Linked DNA regions of Homo sapiens: region 2 is linked to region 1. The links are chromatin loops, found by intact Hi-C in ENCODE. Cell type or tissue: Panc1. All regions are shown on one strand. Each heading gives the region's core, and the rest is flanking DNA. Links, peaks and the distances in the headings are about the cores only.

Evidence for each region. A loop is a pair of places that touch in the nucleus more often than their neighbours do. Peaks named below come from ENCODE experiments on the same cell type or tissue, not always from the same donor. Only the 100,000 strongest peaks of a DNase experiment are listed, where the experiment ranks them.
Region 2: a loop joins it to region 1, with 2.4 times the contacts of the local background. A loop is called at or near these places in 10 of 110 quality-filtered maps.

The regions. Positions count from the first base shown.
Region 1 is chr5:140,112,185-140,115,070 of GRCh38, forward strand. PURA (purine rich element binding protein A) reads left to right here and starts at 1,925. Exons shown (of 1, transcript NM_005859.5): 1 at 1,925-2,886. The coding sequence starts at 1,998. RefSeq lists silencers at 1,103-1,182, 1,553-1,792 and enhancers at 2,373-2,442, 2,455-2,886, 2,473-2,886. In Panc1, for the core only: CTCF peaks have their summits at 1,679 (motif pointing left) and 1,879; a DNase peak (open chromatin) is centred at 1,869; H3K4me3 peaks cover 2,500 bases; H3K27ac peaks cover 1,648 bases.
Region 2 is chr5:140,037,226-140,040,128 of GRCh38, forward strand. All of the region lies in intron 1 of NRG2 (neuregulin 2), which reads right to left. Among named protein-coding and RNA genes, the nearest start is that of NRG2, 4.6 kb to the right of the region's middle. In Panc1, for the core only: no CTCF peak of the experiment used is centred there; a DNase peak (open chromatin) is centred at 1,516; H3K4me3 peaks cover 1,755 bases; H3K27ac peaks cover 2,437 bases.

The sequences.
Region 1 (2,886 bases), core at 387-2,886:
AGTCCACTCTTTTCTAGGAAGCTGGGCAATCATATTCCCAGTTGTCCCTCGGGCTAAGAGTGAGGGAGGCAAGTCTCCTTACTTTTGGGGGAAGCGGGAGATGCTCAATGGGAATAGAACCCACAAATGGAATAGGTATACTTTTCTCAGGATAGAGGCAACGATCTGTGCTTGAGAAAGCCAGGGGCAGAGCTGTGTGATCTGTGTCTCTCAGCTGCCTGTAGAAGGTGATGGGGGAGAGAGTGGGCGCATTGGCAGGGGGGGGTCCCCTGGAGATAGGCCTTAGCTTTCCCCAGAGTGCCAGGGCTGCAGACTGCAGTGAGAGAGTACAAGCACTCAATACCTATCTGGAAATAAGCCCTAGGTTATACGTCAGGTCTAGTAAAAGAGAAATCAGGTATCTCTGAGCTCCTCTACTCCTGAGCCCCTAATACCAGAGAAGATCCTTTTTAGCTATCACCGTCCAAAGACTCACTGGTTAATTAATGGTCAGCAACTTAGCTGTCTGCATAAAAACCAGCGACCACTTAATATGTTACTTTTGGGAGTGGGATCTCTCCTTGACACAAGTTTCTGGGAAGAGTAAAAGGGGCAAGCGAACCTGCTTTAATGAATCCCGTAAGGAACTGCGTTTCCCAGGAAATTCCTGACATTTTTAGCTCATGAATTTCCGAAAGCCTGCTTGGTTTTCTCCTCCATTCTGGGTCCTTCCAGAAAGGAAGAAGAGTGGGCTAGGGTCTGAATGCTCACAGGGCCTGGTTCATCCGCAGAGCTGGCCAGCAACTCAGGCTGGGCTCAGCCCTGAGCAGGGTGCCCCCCTTCCCCAAATCTCAGAAGGAGGAGGGGGAGGCGGGCGGGCAGGCAGTCAGTCGTGGTCCCAAGGGGGACTGGCTGCAGGTTTTTGGGTGAGTGTGGAGTTTCTTTTTGATTGTTGCATGTGGGGAAGGGCAGAGTCGACGGGAACAGTCACTGCGGGCACCCTAGCCCTGGTGCGTCTACTGTCCTCTGCTCGGCTCCCCCCATCGGTGAGTGCGCCCGCCCGCCCGACTGTGCGGGGCTGCGGTTGGGGGGAGGGGGGAGCGGGATCATCTGAGGCCAGAGCCACTGCCGTGTGTGCGGGGAGGGGGAGCGGCGGGAGAGAGAGGGGAGGGACAGGCTAGGTGTCTGCTGCTCCACGCCACTGCTGCCGGCGCCCCGACCTCATCCCCAGCAGCCCCCTCTGCAGCTAAGGGTTACCACCGCACCACCTCTCTTCTTTGCCTGCCTCAGCGGCCAAGGCTCTGCGGTAGGAGACAACCCAGCCGGGTGGCGGGTGGGCCTGTCTAGGTTTGGGTTTGGGTCTTGCTGAGGCCCGCATGAGAGGGGGTGGCCGTGACTCGGTGTCCCCTCTTTGCAGGGGGCTCTGCTGCGCCGCGCAGGCCCCTCCTCCTACATCCTCTTTGGGGGGTCACTGGAAAGCAGAGCTTAGGCCCACTCTCTGTGCTTAGTATGGCAGACTCCTTCTCACCCCTAGTCCCCTAACTCCCCAGGCCGAGGCCGCCTAGGGTCTGCCCAACAGCGACAGCCACGGTGGTGGTGGTGGTGGTGGTGGTGGTAGCAGTGGTGGCGGCAGCAGCGGCAGCAGCAGCTGCGACGCTGCGCGTCCTGCTCCCTCTCCCCCACCCAGCCAGGGTTGTAGGGTGAGGGCCGGTGGGTGGGCGCCGCCTGGCGGGCGGGCGGACGGGGGGCTGGCAGCGGGGAGGGGGCGCAGGTCACGTGCCGGCGGGCGGGTGGGCGCGTACAGTAGGGCGCCCTGCTACTGTACTGGGGAGTCAGTGCCCTGTTACCGGGTCTCGTCTGTCTCGTCTCTCCCGCAGATCTCGCGAGAGTGGCTGACTGGCTGTGGGGGTTGCGGCGGCAGCAGGCGGAGCCGGGGAGGGAAAGCAGCGGCGGCTGAGGCGACTGAGGCGGCGGGCGGAGCGGCAGGCGGCGGCGGCGCGGCAGCGGAGCGCAGCATCATGGCGGACCGAGACAGCGGCAGCGAGCAGGGTGGTGCGGCGCTGGGTTCGGGCGGCTCCCTGGGGCACCCCGGCTCGGGCTCAGGCTCCGGCGGGGGCGGTGGTGGCGGCGGGGGCGGCGGCGGCAGTGGCGGCGGCGGCGGCGGGGCCCCAGGGGGGCTGCAGCACGAGACGCAGGAGCTGGCCTCCAAGCGGGTGGACATCCAGAACAAGCGCTTCTACCTGGACGTGAAGCAGAACGCCAAGGGCCGCTTCCTGAAGATCGCCGAGGTGGGCGCGGGCGGCAACAAGAGCCGCCTTACTCTCTCCATGTCAGTGGCCGTGGAGTTCCGCGACTACCTGGGCGACTTCATCGAGCACTACGCGCAGCTGGGCCCCAGCCAGCCGCCGGACCTGGCCCAGGCGCAGGACGAGCCGCGCCGGGCGCTCAAAAGCGAGTTCCTGGTGCGCGAGAACCGCAAGTACTACATGGATCTCAAGGAGAACCAGCGCGGCCGCTTCCTGCGCATCCGCCAGACGGTCAACCGGGGGCCTGGCCTGGGCTCCACGCAGGGCCAGACCATTGCGCTGCCCGCGCAGGGGCTCATCGAGTTCCGTGACGCTCTGGCCAAGCTCATCGACGACTACGGAGTGGAGGAGGAGCCGGCCGAGCTGCCCGAGGGCACCTCCTTGACTGTGGACAACAAGCGCTTCTTCTTCGATGTGGGCTCCAACAAGTACGGCGTGTTTATGCGAGTGAGCGAGGTGAAGCCCACCTATCGCAACTCCATCACCGTGCCCTACAAGGTGTGGGCCAAGTTCGGACACACCTTCTGCAAGTACTCGGAGGAGATGAAGAAGATTCAAGAGAAGCAGAGGGAGAAGCGGGCTGCCTGTGAGCAGCTTCACC
Region 2 (2,903 bases), core at 238-2,737, 75 kb before region 1:
TGTGAGATCACCAAGCGTGTGAAACAATAAGAATTGCTGTATGGGTTGAGATGCAGCCCTAAATCTCAGTGATAAACCTTTGGATCTCTCCTTTGAGCATCCCAGTTAAGACTTATACAATGTATTGTCAGGGAAAACTTAACGGCAAAGTATCTGAAAAATAAGTTGGTATTTTCATTCCTGAGTCCAGAATTATATTTGTGAGGTAAGGTATTGAGGAGAAAAGAGGATCCTTTAATAGATACTTGAGATAGAGGACTCAGAGATCACTGGAACTAGGTAGATAAGATCTTGGGCCAGGTTAAGAAAATATGTATTACCTGGGAAGAATTTACCACAAAATTGGCTTAATGGCAAAATTAACATTCTCCCTCTGTTGAAAGAAAATTTAAGACTACTTTGGGCCGGGCGCGGTGGCTCACGCCTGTAATCCAAGCACTTTGGGGGGCCAAGGCGGGTGGATCACGAGGTCAGGAGTTCGAGGCCAGCCAGGCCAAGATGGTGAAAACCCGTCTCTACTAAAAATACAAAAATTAATCGGGCGCGGTGGCGGGTGCCTGTAATCCCAGCTACTCAGGAGGCTGAGGCAGGAGAATTGCTTGAACCAGGGAGACGGAGGTTGCAGTGAGCTGAGAATGTGCCACTGCACTCTAGCCTGGGCGACAGAGCAAGACTCCATCTCAAAAAAAAAAAAAAAAAAAAGACTGCTTTGAAAAACATTGTGTTTTTAGAGAAACACACACTTCAAGAATAAATTATTCCTGAATATTTTACCACAGAGCCTTAAAGCGGGGTAGCTGAGAACAGGGATTAAGAAGGAAACTTTTCATCATATATTTTTATGTATTTTCTGAATTTTGAGCCATATAAATGTGCTACAGCTCCAAAAATATAAATATAATTTTATAAAGAAAAAACTAATTGATATTAGGAAATAAAATTAAAATGCCCTAGATAAAACAGGATAGTAAAGGGGAAGCACACTTGCTTTGATTAGGGGCCGAGAGGAAGTTAGTCACCTAGATTGTTAATATACCACCATCCCTAGCTCTCAAACTGTTTGTTAATTCAAACCGACGGTTGTTTTATTTTTGTTTAAATTTGGGGGTGGGCAAGTAGTAATCTACCTTCCAAAAGAAAAAAAAATAAGAGGGTCTTTTCCAGCAAGATCTTTATTCTCCAGTGCTCAAATCCCATTAACACTAATCAGCACAATGATTAAGCACATTGTGGTTAAGTACTCTAGTTGATAATGATTCTTTCGGAAGAAAGGTTCCCATAGCGACAGGTAAAGGCTATCATCAAACTCAGCTTTTCAGCACAGGACTTGATGTCACAGGTCAGAGAGTTAAGATTGTTTTAGTTTTAATCTGGAGGCTTTCTTTAACTTCACTTGACTTTATCCATTCAAATGACACTGATGGAGAGTCCTTCTATAAACCAGGCAAAGTACGAAACGCGGCAGGGCAGGAGAACTAGGAGAAAGAAGACCTCAAAGATAAGCTATTGTTCCTACCCCAAGAATGCAGTCTGCCGAGGAAAGCAGCCACTACAAGAAATAATGACATTAGGGTGGTAATTCAATCGTTAAATCTACAACCATGCCTTGTCCTCATCACTAGGACTGGTCAGTTTCTAATCTAGTTTCACTTTCCCATCTTCAAGCTGCAGCACAGCTGGGTTTCCAGCTGGCTGGGGAAGAAAAGATTCTTTAAATAAACAGCATTTAAAAAATATGTAGTCGCTTTTGCTATACTGAATTTTGTGAACCACCTTTCTCTAATATGTGAATCTGGGTGCCACATTAATTTAAAACTATCCTAAAGAATGTAAAAATCCTTAGGAATACACCTTTCCTTGTAGCAACAAAGTACACTATACACTGGAAAACTGCTAATCAGGAAATCCCAAAGAAAGAAATGATCTTCATTTTTTATGCTATTTACTGCATCTATTCAATAAGGAAACTGCTTAAAAACATGAATATAAGAAAACAACAAGATAGGGTGTAATTATACCAAAATATATGCAACCATCTTTTAAAATGCAGGACTATTTGCAGAACATGATGTTTTTATAACATTGTACAGAATTGCTAATCCCTGCAAGGCCTTTCTAACTCTTTTTCCTCGCCTTTCCACAGAAGGCACAGAAAACACCTCCCTCCATACAATGCAATCTTCTAAGAAATGCAAAGATTTTACTCAACTCTATCACCAGATGTACTCTTTCTGGATAAATGATACACATTAGATATGTAAAAATATCACTCTGGCAGGTCTTGCTCTTCCAGAAAGACCCCTGTCTACCTTTCCCCACCTTAGATCACAGACTTCAAGTCAACATTTCATGGTGGAAACGAGCCATTTATGAGGACTGATAAGAAGAGGTCCAGTGTGACCTCCTGCATTGATGCTCCTGAGGCCAATTTTTAAACACAATATTATCCCTCCATATTTTGCCCCCCTCCAAAAAAAAACCCACGGGCTTTCTAGGTGACTTCCCAGAGAACCACACCTCTCAGAACCTACACACACTCAGACCTGAAACTAGCTAAACAAAGCAACAATGCAACCTCAGTTGCTCAATGTAACGGCCATGACGACAGTTTCCAAGTGCCAGTTTCCCTATTTTGCAATGGGCAAATCTGCTCCAAGGAGAAAATGTTCCCAATGACCCTGTGGCCCAGAGGGCTTTCTTTAGAATAGAAAACAGAAAATGAATTTGTTAGTTATTTCCTGCTAAGCACAAGGACAGTGTTGTGGTTAGTTAGGATGATTTTGTTTCCTTATTTAATATAGCATTACCAGTACATGTTTTCTTTAACCACATAGTAGAAAACAAGAAAATGCAGTTTATGCTCTTCTGTTATATTATCACCAATTCCACAAGTCTCACAAATA